Linked DNA regions of Mus musculus: region 2 is linked to region 1. A link is a loop called in an ENCODE intact Hi-C map of the cell type or tissue named here. Cell type or tissue: gastrocnemius. All regions are shown on one strand.

Region 1 (8,000 bases):
GGGATGGATCCCCGGATATGCTAGTGTCTACATGGTCCATCCTTTTATATTCCACATTTTCAATCTAAGATTAGCAGATTTCCATGTCTGTCATTGTACCTATAATAAGACAGAATAACCCAACCTCACCCAGCAATGAGAAAAAGAAAATCCACAAGAATACATCAGTAGTTTACTGTGTGACCCATGCCATCTGCAAGTTACAGAACAGCCTTCTGTGCCAGACATGGCTCTTTAATCCTTAAATATAAAAATAAACTGTAAGGTAATAATTTAAGTCAGCAAATATACATAATACATTCACAATATTATCTGACGCTGTTGCTCTGATCAGGTAAATTGACTTCAAATTACCCTCAGCTGTAATGCACATGGTTCATAGGAAAAAGAATCATACTGACTGAGAGAATACAAGGCAGGTTCAAGCTAGAGAGTTGTCTAAATGGTTTGGTAACATGAACACAGGAAGGGAGGCAACTGTGTCAGCCCAGAGACAGGCGAGCCAGCTAATGTAGATGTTTTCCGATGGTGATTCTAAGACTAGGTGGAGAACTTGGACCAATCCTACTGTATCCACGAGGCTCTCGAGTAACAAGTTTGCTCTGGGCCTTGTGTTGATTTTTTATACCTTCCCATTGACACAACTGATGTGAAAGGGGTGGATACTTTTCATATGGCTTAGTGAGGCATCAGAGCATCACTAAGATAGATGCATTTTTGATAATCCCCTCAAGTCCACTCACTGGCATTGATTTATATGGCACTGATTTTGAGAGATTATTTTTTCCAACATTTTATTTCTTTTTTCCCTGTTCCCTAATCCTTTGAAAGAATAATTCAGCAGTGTACCTCAACCATACACATGACATGTACCACACGTACACACTATATTGTACATAGTGTTCATGTAATGTACCATATGGAGTACTTAATTATATGCTATTAACACTTAATTATGCAACATGTACTAAGAATGAGTGTCTTGGAAGCCTTTCCTATGGAGATGTGAACTAATTTGTCTTCATGCCTAGTAGGCCAAAGAAAAGATTCCACACATATCCAGCTTAGTGAACTGGTGAGATTATTGGGGTTACTTATAGATGCATGGGTAACTCAATGGTTGGCTGTATGGCCAGGGCTTGTATACCCAAGCATGGGTGACCATAGAAGGCTGCCATAATACTGCCCCACCCTCTCACCCTGACTCTGACCGGGCTAGGACTTGTTGGCAGTTCTGGTAGGAGAGTCTTAGTCTACCTACTTGTTTATGCTTTTGTAACCTTGTGAATTTTGGGTTTCATTTTCTTAGGAGGTGGGCCTGTAAGTTTTGTTTACTTCCTAAGTCTTAGGAAAGTCTTCTCTTATGGAGGAATGTCTGAATTTGGAGGAAATAGCTACAAAACATTATCTTAAGCCACTACACATAGTCCTTGATTTGGTCTTATAATTCTTCTAGTCCCTTGTTTATATTAGGAGATTGAATGTTTTCTATTGTATTTTTTGAATAGTCATTACAATGACAATACTCAGAGAGGACTAAGCAGACTGGCCAATTCCCAGCCTGGTGCAGGGCCCTACATGGCAATTCTAGAACACTGTCAATACCCTAAGCTAAGTGGGCCTTATTCTATTTAATAATTCCATTTAACTATATTTCAGAAAATAGACTTAGTTCTCCAAATAAACAGGGGCAAGTGGTTGACAGAGATACACTGAAGGCCTTATCACAGAGTGAGAAGGTGAGCTCCCATATCCTCTGAGTCCAGTGCTGAGGGTACAGTGTCATAAGGTATTGACACACATCTGGCATCAACTGCACAAGGATTGCAAAGCACAGAGAGAGAGGGAGAGAGACAGAGAGAGACAGAGACACAGAGACAGAAAGAGAATCTGAAATGATGATAGGAAGAAACTGGAACGGAGGTTGAACACAGCAAAAAGAATGGAAAAGCCAGATGCTTTCCTGCTCAGAAAGTCGGTGTTTACACCCAAGGCCAGCTCCTTGCTTGCTGATTCTCCAGCTTTGACAACCAAACAGGATAATTGTAACCAAAAGGAGAAAACTCACATACTGAGTGTCATGAGCTAGTTTTCCCCTGAATTATAAACATATGTTATACATATCTCTTGAGAGAGAGAGAGAGAGAGAGAGAGAGAGAGGGAGAGAGAGAGAGAGAGAGAACATTAGCTGTTACCTAGGGAGTTCTTGGGTAGCCAGAGTAAGGCAGGGTAAAATGAGAGAAAGGATGCAGAAGAGCAGGACAGTGGTGTGTGCAATGAGACTGTGCACATAAATAGCTTCAAACAGTCTCAGGGAGGAAGCCTTGGGAAACCACTTCTGTCTTCTTTTGTAAGTGGGATACTTGTTAAGAAGGGGAATAAGTGTTGCTGAATTTACCTAAAAAGTATACATGCATGTTAACTCTAAATGGAGATACCAAACATAGAAAAAACAGGCTTTCTTAATAAGGGCTGGGAGTGCCTTTTGCACCCACTGGCTAGAAGTGGACATCCACAATGCACAGCAACAGGATAACAATCGCAACCCAGAACTTCTCCAAGCTCCATAGGCAGGAAAGGTGAGCCAAGGTGCCGTAGCACATCTATTATTAATGACATCTCTGTGCACAAGCTAGAGTTTTCATGAAAGTCTCACAGGCACAAGGAAAATGTTTGCAAACATCAGAGTTGAGCAAGGAAATATCATTATCTATGATCTAAATACCAAAGTCTGTGCGTTTTTTAATTTTGGCAATGTGGACGATTCCCTTCCTCCCTACCCCCCGTAAGGAGCCTAAGACTCACAAACATGGGCTGTTAGTAGAGAGATGAGAGTATTTTCAGACAGTGGAGGGATAAAATAGGAAGACCTGTAATTATCTGCAAATTCCTTTGGAATCCAGCAGCTGTATTTGAGATGCACACTTAACCAAACAACAGTAGTGTGGTACGTACATACAAAAATTAAGTGTTTATTTTTTTGTTGAGACTCTCTTTGTGCATAACATTTTCACTGATTTTTTTTTTTTTGGAGTGCGTGAGAAGAATCAAATTATGCTTATTAAAAATATGTGTTTCTGGAGGGATATGCATTCCTATAACCTTCATTATGATGCTCTTAATTAACCAATATGCTTCATAATAAAGTATCTGGCTGTCACTAAAATCAACACTTTTCAGTTATTAATAGATTAAGGAAAGAATGTTAATTTCTTCAAGCTCCATTTCATTTGGTCTCATTACTTCAGGAGCCAGATGGTTACAGGGCTGGACCTGTCAACAGCTACTGTGAGGGAGAATACATTGAGAAACACCAAACCCAAGTACAAACAACAGCAGAAAAATGAAGAAGGCGGTAGCCGCACACCATGTGCAGGGCAGGGCAGAAAGTTATTCTGACAATAAATAAAATTATGAATCAGATCATTCTAATTGAGGATTTGAACAAATGCCCGCTTGTTCTTCCTCTTCCCCGTTATACCCCTCCCCAAATAACCACCAAGCGGGGCTCCAGCTGTGTGCTGAGACACTCGCCATTGTTCAAGCGCCCGCGATTTCTCTTATCTCTAGGGCTGCCAGTATTTGACAGTTCTCCTACACTCTTGGTTGATGGATGATGTCAATGCAGAGGAGACAGTACCACCAGCAGCCAATTTTTTCAAGATGTTTTCTTCTTTGATTTAAAAAAAAAATCACTTCTGAGTGCTTCAGAAAGCAGTCTGTCTCTCCAACCTGGCTTTTCACGACTTCATCCCACCCCGTTTGCAGGCCACACGTGGGTGAGGTAGTTGTTCCTCGTATCCTGAACATTGGTGAAACCTATCCCCAGGTTTCCCAGCAACCTCCATGAGCACAGCATTCAGTAATTCAGGCATCCCACAGACACGTACAAAGCAAAAACCAGATGCTGGCAACTTAGACCACGGTTTTGGTGAATTTCTATGCTCTGACTATGCCAGTTTCTCTTATCTGCCAAAGAAAGACACTGTGTTCTCCGTGTGAAGTATTTGTTCAAGTGTGAAGTGTTATGCAACTTGTAATCCTATGCCACAATAGCAGCTCATGGGCACGATTCTGTGTCTACTCATTCTTAACCGCAGATGTGTAAAAACCTGCCCCCTAGTGGACATGAAGCAATTTGCAAGCTGCTTCTCTCCTACCCCAAACCCCATCTCCACCCTTTTAAAGGGTGGGGTTCTTCTAATTGTACAGAGTTGCTGGACATTAGCACCTATAAGTCTAGCAGATGAAAATTAAGGCATTCAGGACCCGAAGAAATCTTAGAGTTTTTCTGTTCAAACCTTGCATTTTACTAATTAGAAAAAAATCAAGAAATCACAAGAACTTCTACGGTACCAGGTCCTAGATAACACCTAACCTGTTTCAGATCTGCAAACGGAAGGGTCAATAGAATCCAAGCTGCCCTTGGACGATGGATCATAATAAGTTAAGTGCGTCATCATCTCTTTATAAATCAAGAAGTTCATTAACCTCCAGGCATGTCCTTCCCGTGTGTTGTAGAAAGACTACTATGTTCCAGGCATCAGAACAGACACTGGAGACAGCTGCAGAGCGAATGTGTATCCAGACAGCAACTTCTCTCAGCAATAGTTTTAGCTTTTCCAGGAAACGAATTTTACTTAAATAGCCAAACCAAACAGGAAGCATGCTTAAAATTTACTTAGCACTGACTGTGACTAAAAGAACATTACTTTTGCAATATGTCCTCTACATACAGGGATAAAAATCCTTATACACTATTCTTTAACCGGATTGGTGATGTGCACTTTAACAGGGAACGAATCCAGTTAAAGTCTAAGGAAATTTCTGCCAGCTCTGATGAGAACTATCACTTGTATTTCTTAATGCTTCTCTTTGAAATGTTCAAGCATTGCCAGTCTGTTCTGTTTTGCTAGTCCAGGTTAGCTGGGACTGGGAACCTCTAGAGACCTTTTAAGCTAAGGTCCTGATGCCATAAGTGACTAACTCTGTATTTTAGGTTTTTATCCTTGTCTTCAGAATCACTGGCACCTATTTTCCAATGAAATGTGAAAGAGTTAGCTGCAATTAATGGCAGTAGCTGTCTATTTCCAACCACTCAAGAAGCTGAGGCTTGTAAACCTGGAGTTTTACATAAGTCTGGGCAACATAAAAGAGATATGGTCTCAAACAATTAATTAGTGGCTAAGTACACTGACTCTGGAGAACAGAGCACATTCCTACTGGTGTAGATATTGAAGATATTAAGAACATTCCATGCTTAAACTGTTAGTGGTGATTTTTTTTTTTTAAGAGCAACTTTCAAAAACAGGGGAATGGTTCATGAGAAATACATTGCTCTGCTCAAAATTCAAAGTGATAATAGATCCACTGAGTACTTGGAAAAGCAGTGTGCATCCTTCCCTCTAGAGTTACCTCCTTAACTGAATAGGAGAATGTTAATTTTAAATGTGTCACTGAGTTCCAAACACTAATATTAACCAAAAAGTCCACTATTGTGGCCAGAGCAAGTCATTTTGCTATTCGTTAATGTGGGTGGCTGTATTTACACAGGGTCCCTAAGTACTCCTCACTGGCGTGGATAAAAAATGCCACTGACAATCACATCTGCCTGGGTAAGCAAAGATGTCACATGGGCCAGGCCCAGGAAGTATTTATGTGTCACAGGGACTGAGCAGTCTCCTGGGAAAGGCTCAGTCTTAAGGACGGAAGAGACTGGCAGATTAAATTTCCTTAGTAAAAGTATGGCAGCATTGGACAGCTGGCTTAATCTTAAATGCAAGATATTGTTTGTCACTTGCATTCTTTCCCAGCCAAGTGACCTTGAAACCTGGAAAAGGGGAGCTAGTAGAGTAAACCAAATGAGCTTTTTTTTTTTTTTTTTTTACAAGGTCCCTGGAGTCATTGGAAATGCACAGTATCTCACATCATAATGAAGGCCAGGCAGTCTGCCACTGGATAGTGCTCGCCCACCGTGGGCTTCAACACATCATTCTCACGAGCAACTTCAGTTGCCGTCAAGCTGGGAGCTACATCCTGTTACGTTGGGGACAATACCAATTCTCTATTGTTTCAAACAGCAACCAGAGGCAACGCCATCCCTGGCTGGTGGTAGTAGACGCTCGAAAGCAGAAATGGCAAAGGTTCGGGTTCTCCTTGATAGGAACCTAAGCAGGAATGAGCACTCAGTTCAAAAATCTCTAAAAGAACTCAGAGCAGAAGATATTGATAGTGGGAATGACCCGATCCTCATAGAACAGACTCCTGGATACACGGGACAGATTCTCAAAGGCTCCTGCAAGTAAGTCCAGGAAGTGAGACTCCATATAAGGAACGCCATTCCAGTGTTTCAGAGTTGGAAACAAGACCAGCAATAAGACGGCCTCCCTTAGGAAGATGAAACTTGGGAATAAAGACAGTCCAGTAGGCAGTAAGGGAGTTCTTTGACAATTTTTTTTCCCAAAGTAGTGCCATGCCTTCTGTATTTTGTCCTCTCTGGTAGGACACTGAAATGACGACCCAAGCTTTTCCTCTGTGCGCTGGAGCTGGGAGAGTTCTCACCTGGGTCCTGTTTGATGCTGAACTTTAAAAGTCCTGTAAGCAGTAGCTGTAAGTTGTCTGCAGGCCAAGAAGGACGTAAAGTTCCCACAGTTTGACGAGATTTTGACTTTCTTTCTGAGTGTAGACTTACATCTTTCTCTTTCTTAGCTTTTACTTAATAAAATCTGACATTATAAATTCTTTCTCTGCCTCCCACTTCCATGGAGATGTTAAATTTATCTCAGCTTCCCAACTGTCTTAGGGTCTAAGAAGGTATCCCTTAGAGATCTAGGCAACAAATATCCCTTTGAAATGCAGCCATCACAGAAGACTGTGGCTGTCTTGGCTACTGTTACATTGTGGTAACATATCCATATCACATCAGTGACCTCTTGCCAGCTCTGTGGAAGGGCAGAGACCAAGCTTCTGTGATCTTAGGTATCAAACGTCAAACACAGATGACCCAGAGCGATTGAATTCCCTCATCTCTACTATCCTCTAGTACTTTTCTCTTAGCTCATCTCAGTATTGAAAACTCCTCCTTTCAGTATTACAGCATGATATAATTCAATCGCTCTCCCTTACTATGGCACCTTGAACAAACTCATGCTCTTCTGACCTTGACCTTGAAAGACTCTTTTCCTGGTTTCTGAGTCCTGACATATTCTAGTTTTTATAACTGGACTTGTATGTCTGTTTGCCTATCAAAAGTTATCTGGTTCTTGTCTTAGGTCCGGACCTGTTGCCTGTCTCCATGGGTAGCTGGGATTCCATGGTGTCTAATGCTCATGTGCACTGCAAGAGCACAATGTGCTGAGGCTAGAGAGCAGCCTCTCGTCACACGTGCACATCTGAGTCGTTTCTCCCCTGGTTCCTGTTTTTGAACCATTTCAGATCTTAGTTCACTTACCCACCTTGCTTATCTCATTGTGATCTAATTAAATTCTCCTGGTTGTTCTCCAGGTCTCCTGATCACCGGTGTTCATGGGCCTCTAGGGTAGCCTTAAGAGAATTGATAGATATCTTTTACCAAAATATCCCCAGAATGCTATCAAGATGAAGTACTGCTGTGCTCATTCCAAGATCAGAAGCTGAGACTCACGGGTTGTGACACTTGTCCGAAGACAAGGGGCAGAGGCTCAGTAGCCTTGTTGAATTTCCCTTATTTATTTATGCATGGAAACTGGGTCTTGCTATGCAGTCCATGCTGGCCATACTCCTGATCCTCTGGTCACAGCCTCCCTAGTATTAGGTCACAGGCTTAAAACTTACAAAAAAATGCTGATCATGTCTGGACTCTCCTAGATTGGTAATCATCCACTCTTCCACCTGCAGCACACTGACTCCCTTCTGTTTACTAGTGGTATTAATGAAATAGTATCATAAAGCTTTCAGGGGTCAGTGAGAAAATGAATTCAGTAATTTGGTCATAGGTGCTTTTAGATGAAGTTTACCAACAC
Region 2 (8,000 bases), 210 kb before region 1:
AAAGTAAACATGGCGATGCTCTAGCAATCATGTGACACTTCACCTCCACCACCACTGACATCACCTGAGCCACCCTCAGCTTCTGCTTTTTCTTCAACATACCCACCTTCATGTCACTCCTCTGTGCCATGATGAACACTGAAATATACAGTCCTTTCCGAATGGCACAAATCCCTACCTAACCTGCTCCCACTCGAATCTCCAACTTCATTTTGAGTCAGACGCTGAAACCTTCCAGAAGTTCCTAGAATCCCTCAGATTTGCTCATGCTTTTCCTGCCCTAGTCGGTCCCAGTAAAAGGGACATCTCTAAGTCCTTCTGATCTTCCTACATCTGAATCTGAATTGGTGAGACCATTCCATCACCAAACCTAAAGCGCACACTCTGCTCTTACCCATCACAGCCCCTGACTTACAGGTTGGAGCTGCACACTAATTTAATCTGATATTAATATGTACATTTATTTGGTGGCTCCTTCACTCCCAAACAGAATATAAACTCAAGAGTCTGCTGCCTTTATTTCTCTTGCTCTCATTACAATCCCCAGGAGCACTCAGGCACAGAATACATATTTATTGATTGAATAAAGTAACCCTTTCTGGCCACCTTGTAATTTCAACACCAGATGTGACCAAAACACCATTAACTAAAAGCAGTATCTTATTTTCATAAATCCATAGAGTATTAGGTTGAGTAACAACTTGGAGATCAATGAACGTCTATGTACCTAGGAAAGATAAGCAATGTGTACAGAGCTCTGTGACTACAGAACTGGAACCAGAGAGAGGCCTCATAGGTCCAAGTTCTTCCAATCAGCAGCCATTTCCTTTCTCTTTAAAATAAGATTATTTTATTCTTTTATTGTTGGGGTTGCACACTGGGCTTTATGCATGCTAGGCCAGTACAGCACAGGGTCTTACTCTGTAGCCCAATCTGGCTTGGGACTTGAAATTCTCCCTCCTTAGCCTCCTGAGTAGCTGGCATTGGTGTACCAAGCCAGAGATGATTCTTATATTGTAGCCCAATTCATGATATATACATTGGAGGGAGGACCTGCCAATAATATTCAAGGTGGAGATAGTCTAAGAGATAAGAGGACAGGCTTTGGAGTCAGGAAAAACAAAACAAAACAAAACAAAAACCACTCCTCCTAACACCTTCCAGCTGTATTGCTTGAACATTCTGTATAGGATTTTGCTCATCCATACCATGAAGCTATCTGGCAAGGCTGTGTAATTAATTAGACTTTAGAGTTTAGGTAAATTTCAAAAAATAAGTACTTGGACATCCCTAGGATTCAGGAACCAGGAACAGAAATAAAATCTGTTTCCTCTTTGACTCCAAAACTACATATACTATGTTTCAGTTACTTTGATAATTTTAAAGTAACATCCAGCCTCCATAAATAAAATCATAATTTCATAAAGACACACTAGCAGAATCTGGTGTTCAAATTATCCTTTTGAAAATTGTCATCTGACTGATTGATAGTCAGAAATAGTCTGATCTTTTTCTTTTCGGTGCGCACTGCGATTCTCTCTCTTTCTCTCTCTCTTTCCCCCTCTCCCTCCTTGTCTCCTCTCTTCTTCCCTTTCCTTTTTCTTTTCTTTCTTTTTTTTTTTTTTTTGGCGTGAATTCATTATTTATAGAATGGCACCAGGCCTCAAGGATACTGTTGGACATCCATCCATCCCTTCTGTCTATGTAAACTAAAATGGAATGGTCCAAGTGGTTGTCTAGTCCCCGGGACCACTCATTCTTTCTTTGTCGCAACGAAAGCAGTATCCTTGAGTACAAAAAGTAAACGCTTGTTAGTCACTCCATGTCGGAGGAGATTTGAAGATGTCTGCCCTGGCAGGTATCACTATATCTAAGGCATCTTTACAGCCACCACTCAGAATCAGGGCGTATAAACTTTGCTCAGATATCTAAGGAGTCACATTTAAGTGTTGCAATACAGCTACAAGAAGGTAAACAATCCAGGAGAAAGTGGATTCTGCTGTTGAAGTTTGTTAAAGAAACCGGAGCAGGGAACAGATGCCTCCACCTTCCATTTCAGCCCATGTAGGGAGAGCAAAGCTACTGCAACAGGTCCCTAGAGTTCAGCAGTCAGACAGAACCGAGCAAGTACAGCACGGGACCTGCTCAGGGCCTCGAGCTTTCAAATCAGACTTTGGGAGACCTGAGGTTGGGGGAAGGTCAGCGCCCTCTGAGCCCAAGTCAGTTCTCCAAGGCTCCTGAAGCCAGGCCCCATGGTCTTTGCAACTCCGGGACCTCCAGAGAAAGGTGGCAGGGCCGCTTCCCCTTTCCCAGGGTGCCGCTCCACGTGGCTGCTTGCAGGACAAGCCCTGAGTTCCAGGCCTAAGTCCTCACCTTTCCTACCAGGTCCACAGCTACTTAACCAGCTCCGGGGCTTCCTTCATTCCGCGCTGTGCGCCGCCTTCTCCCCCTGGGAACTTGACTTGAGCTAGGTCGGCTTCCCCTCCCTTTGGGAAGTTGTCTCTCTCTTCCACCCCCACCCCCACCGCATCATCGCCTCACCCTGCCGCCGTCCCCTCCCTCCGATCCTCCCACTTTGCATGTCCACTAGCCTTTTCCCCGCCCACTGACCCTAAGTCACTCCCACTCAGATTTAAAACCACTCCCTGTGAGCCCGCGCCAGCTCTGAAACCCCGCCCATTAGGTTTCTGCTCTGACAGGGAGGATTTTAAGTCCAGGCTGAACTCCCACCAGCTGGAGGCCCTACTCAGGAGCAAGCCTGAAGTTTGCAGCTAAACTGCTCTCAGAGGCTGAGTTAAGAGCCCACCCAGTCTACATCCTAATTATCCCATTTCTCTTTGGCTCAGCTGATGTGAAATCCCCAAGGAGAAAGTAAGCTACTGGATTTTGCCCAGGTCTCAATTACAGACTCCTTGAGTAATTTTTTTTTCCTGTGTCCTCCAAGACAAGCACTGCCAATTTGATGTCATGCTGCGTTTTGTATCCCTATGATTAACACAGGGAATTCTGGCTTTCTCTCTTTTGTTGATTGTTTTGTTTTGGTTTTTTTTTTTCGTTTTCCTGGACCTGCTTGCTGCATTTAAAACTTGAGTGCTGTACTAGACCACATGAAGCAGCCCTACTACTTGGCATCACTGAACCAAGCTCAGTCAATATGCACTAGTCTGCAAATCATGGTCTTAGGAGCCGCTGTCACCATACAAAGTCTTACCTGTCTGCATTGAACTCCCATTTCATTTTAATCTGAAATCCGAGGAAGAGGAAGAACTTAGAGCAGTCATTTCTAAGGAAGACAGGTTTAGAGCTAAGAATCAATGGCTTATGAAGGCAGTTCTGTTACACTTGGAAACCAACCTGTTTCTGCTTAACGTTTAAAAATAGAGTTTTACTTGTTTAAAGGTTGTTACATTGTATTGTGTGTAGGTGAAAACGGTTTTCCTCGGAATTTCTTTCACTATATGGGTTCTGGGATGGAATTCAGATGGGCAAATCACCTTTATCTGCGAAGCCAGTCTGCAGGCAGTTTTTCTCTGATTACAGACAAGGAAACAGACTTAGAGAAGGCTCTTCAAGTTCTAGGCCAGGACTAAACTGCAGTTTAGTTTATATCAACCATGGTACCATATCTTCTTAGGGAGCTTTGATTGGAAGGCAGAAAATACTTTTATTTAAGTCAGAAGGAAAGAAAGAAGGAAAGTTACACAGTTCCCTTCTCTTTCTTTCCTCGATTACTTCTCTTTTTAAGCAATGCTACAGTAGGAGAAGCCCTTGATAAGGGGGTTAGTAAGGGGCAGATATTGAGAAAAATTTAGCTAGGTAAATCCTAGAATAAACATAGGGTCTCAAACTAAGAGAGGGGGAGAATAAATGTGGAAGTTAGGAAGAGCAGAATGCCCTCCCATGAGTAAGTCTTGCCTTTGCGTCCTGGGAGACTTGAATATTGTTCCCATGAGTGGGGCTCACACTGGGATGATATAATGAATAGATGGGTCGAGGGAGGCTTCTGGCGTGATTTCAGGGCTGGCTACCACTGTTCATTGCTCACACGGTAACCATGAAGCCGTATAAAAGTGTGCCTGGCAATGGTTGTTACGGAGAGGCCTAAGAGTCCATTACTTATTATGTTCTGTATTTTAGCAGTCCACTCTCCCAGGGATGAAATTATGCACAAGGTTCATGTTAAAAACGGACTTCAGTTTTTTTCCTTTAGGGAAATGATAAAGTTCTCTACCGCCCACATTAAACCCACCGAGCAGCATTCAGATTTCACATGCGGACTCTTTCTTCTGTGGCATTTTACACCTTAAAAAGATCGCAGGAAAGGAGAATGACCATAAGCTTTCATTATCATTAAGGGAATCATGAAATCGCAAATTAATATGTAAACCATTTATTTATATTTAAACACCCCTCCCCTCAGTAAAGTGCGACCATAGACAACTGTGAAACACTCTAGCATGTTGGGTCTAACTGTATATTGTTGTCTTGATGTATATTGTATGTTATTTGTATGCTGCTGCAAGTTGAATAACGAATAACGTCGAAGTTTAAAAATAAATTAAATAGTGGCTGGAGAGATGCTCATCTCTTACTCTTATAGAGGACCCCAGTTCAGTTTCCAGAACCCAGGCTGGGCATCTCACAGCTTCATGTAACTCCAGTTCCAGAGGCTCCAACATCATTCTCTGACTTCCTTAGGCACCTTTACTGACACGTACAGACCCATACACAGACACACATATATATAAAAATAATAAGATATTTATTTACTGTGATTTCATATATAAGTATTATATTGGCATTATTTCCCCTGTCTTGTTCTCCCTACAACTTCTCCCATGTACTACTCTCATTTCCTTCTCAAATACACGGCTTCTGAATTTTTGATGATTATTTTCATATATCCACATACATTATAAGTATAATCTGCTGAGTTAGCTTAGTTTCACTCATATGTTATATGTTACACTCATATGTTATATGTGTGTAGACCACTTGGGTTGCACCAGTTGTTTGGGAGCTCTTTCCTGGAAAAGATTGGTTCTTCCTCTCTCAATAGTCATTCATTTTAACACTTCATCTATGAGTAAGACCATGTGAGATTTCTCACACTCATGTGGGCATGTCACTTGGTATTGTCATTATTGAGCCTTGTTTAGGCAGCCACGCTGTTGACATTTTATGGGTGGGCACAACTTCCCTGTCACATGTAGAATATGCTATGTCACAGCAGATATCCTGCATCTGTTTAAAAATATAAAATAAAAAAAAAAAAACCAAACCCTTTTGCTGACCTCAGAATCTATTAGCTTTGTATATAATGAAACAAGAATAACAGCCGTGAAATGCTGTGCTGTTTAACTCTCAATGGTAACCTAACATCAGCTTGGGCTCCTCTTCAGTGTTTAGTCTTTCTTTCTGGGGAAACTTCCCTTGGACATATGTTTGAATCCTGGGGTAACAATGCCCATGATGAAATACTGAAGTTTAAAAACTCACATCATTAAGGAACCAAAGGTTTTTAAATCACCCTCACAGTTAAGGATTCAGTTCAAACGCATTCTCATTTCTACAGTGTTTGCTTTCCACTTTCACTGGGTCTTTGACTTTCAACCGTGCCTGTACTCAGCCATGCTAAATTGGCAGAGAGAGGATGAGATCAAACCCAGACCTTCATAGCCCCTTGCTGTCTGGGTTAACATGCAAGAAATACTCAGGTTTTTCATAATCCGGGTGAATTGTTTTAATTATGTACACAGTTTCTAGAAACACTCAGGAAGACAAAACCTAGAGTAATCCAGAAAAGCATCAGGAGACGAGATGGGGAGCACAGACGAGGTAAAGCGCATCTGCTGTAAATGCTGCCACTGTAGAGCATAGTTGTTAATTAGGCATTATCGTCTATGGCAGCTTGAGATGTTCTTAGTTTCAACTTTGATCATAGTGTAGTGAACCTCGTGAACCATTCCTATCATTTCTAGGAAACGTAGTGGCGACCAATGCATAAAAGGAGCAGAACCAAACGCTCAGCATGTAATTTTTATGTTCAATTTCTATTCATCATATAATCTTCCCCAGAGTAAGTATTTAATGTATTTTTATCTTCCTGTTCAATAATGAAGTAAGGCTTGTGTGTTCAGGATCCTGAATTCAATCACCAGTACTTCAAATAATAATCATCATAACAATGAAATAATGGAAAAATAAATTAAAAATCATTTTGGGTATTAAAATTAAGTTGAAAACACATAATCTTCCAGTTGAGTGAAACTTTTACTGAGTAGAATGTCTGTAGGTAATTAGACAATCTTTCTTAGGGATCATTGGCCAGTTTGTATTAAAAGATATTTTGGCACAGCCAGGAACATCAATCATGCCTCTAATCCCAGCACCCAAAAGGCCAAGGCAGAGAGAATCACAAGTGATTTTGAGGTAAGCCAGGGCTGCCTTGGAAAACCAAACCACACCCTCTTGTGAAAAAGTTCCTTAAGAAAAGAAAGAAAGGAAGCAATGTTACCACATAATTCAGCAAGTTCTCTTCTTGGTATATAGCTGTACTGGCTAGTCTTGTGTGTCAAGTTGGCACAAGCGAGAGTCATCAGAGAGGAACAGGTCTCAGTTGAGGAAATGCCTCCATGAAGTCCAGGTATAAGACATTTTCTCCATTGGTGATCAGTAGGAGAGGACCCATCTCATGTTGGGTGGTTCTGTCTCAGGGCTGATGATCGTGAGTTCTCTAAGAAAGCAGACTGAGCAACACATAGGGAGCAAGCAAGTAAGCAGCACCCCTCTGTGGCCTTTGCATCAACGGCTGCCTCCAAAATCCTATTCTCTTTGAGTTCTTATCCTGATTTCCTTCAGTGGTGAACAGCAAATGTGGAAGTTTATGTGGAACACTTACAGATGGTCCCGCCTCTGGCTGAACTTGGCTTTAATGCCTAGCTCCTCTATTTGCTTGCTGTAGGACTTTACTTTTCTTACTATAGTACCCTCATAATGTTACAATTAAGAATGGAATTCACCTCTGGGAGAAGACATATTACTGTTTTCCTCCTTAAAGTTAATGGAGTTGGATCTGAACCAGTCAGTCACATGGCAAAGGGGCCACTCCTCAGGAAAGCAGGTCCACCTGGGATGAATAATTATCCCTTAATGTTTGTATTGGGAAATCTGCACCCTCAGTGAAGTTGCTTCCTTCCTGAATCCTGACACAGAAAGGTGTAAATTTACCTTCTTCTCTTCTGTCTTTTTGTCTTATGTGCTGTCCAGAGCCTCCATGTTTGGACTTTTCCATCCTTTTGCTAATGCTTTCCACCCATCATTCAGCTATTTGTCTGCCATGTGGCCAAACTCCATGTTGGCTTAACTCAAATAGCTGGACCTTTTTTTCTTTCTCTTTTCCATCTTTCTTCTCTAGGCAGCTGCAGAGATTTATCACTGTCTGCCAATGGGGTTTTCCTTTTAAATTCTAATGAAATTGTCTTAGAACTTTCTTTTGAATTTTTTTGTAAAGTCCATTATTAATGAAATTAGGGACCCAAAGAAGGGTCCCTCATTTTCCCAATAATGTGTTTTAACTCTTCTGGGACTCCCCAAAATTCCTGATAACATTATAAAATGGAAGTACTATTTGGGATAATTTCTGGTTGCCTTTAAGTTTCATTCTTCTTTTCTATCATAATGGTAATATAGTGGAGTTCATGGCTGCTCCATTAAAGATTCTATTTCCCAGCCTTTGTCCAGTTAGGCCTGGCCATGCCACACAATGAGGAAAATTTTATATGTGCTCCAGCTTATGAGGGATGATGAGAATCTAAGAAGCTGCCCTGGGGCAACAGAGAAACTTTACATGTTGAAGCTGGACAAGAGCTTATACCATTCGAGACTGGTGTATAAATTAACTGATAAACTATGTGCAAGCAACTTGTCTGGAATCATCAGGGCTGTATCTGATGTTTTGTAGATGGGAAGAGCAATTACAGTTTAAATTTAAAGAAGTT

The links. A loop is a pair of places that touch in the nucleus more often than their neighbours do. Peaks named below come from ENCODE experiments on the same cell type or tissue, not always from the same donor. Only the 100,000 strongest peaks of a DNase experiment are listed, where the experiment ranks them.
Region 2: a loop joins it to region 1, with 3 times the contacts of the local background. A loop is called at or near these places in 3 of 42 quality-filtered maps.

Annotation. Positions count from the first base shown.
Region 1 is chr2:12,705,344-12,713,343 of GRCm38, reverse strand. No RefSeq gene overlaps it. Among named protein-coding and RNA genes, the nearest start is that of Pter, 210 kb to the left of the region's middle. In gastrocnemius, a CTCF peak has its summit at 4,136 (motif pointing left); DNase peaks (open chromatin) are centred at 3,347, 3,545, 3,789 and 4,113; H3K4me3 peaks cover 432 bases; H3K27ac peaks cover 566 bases.
Region 2 is chr2:12,918,572-12,926,571 of GRCm38, reverse strand. It overlaps Pter (phosphotriesterase related), which reads right to left and starts at 2,531. Exons shown (of 6, transcript NM_001305437.1): 1 at 2,374-2,531. In gastrocnemius, no CTCF peak of the experiment used is centred here; DNase peaks (open chromatin) are centred at 2,592 and 4,004; H3K4me3 peaks cover 1,510 bases; H3K27ac peaks cover 1,646 bases.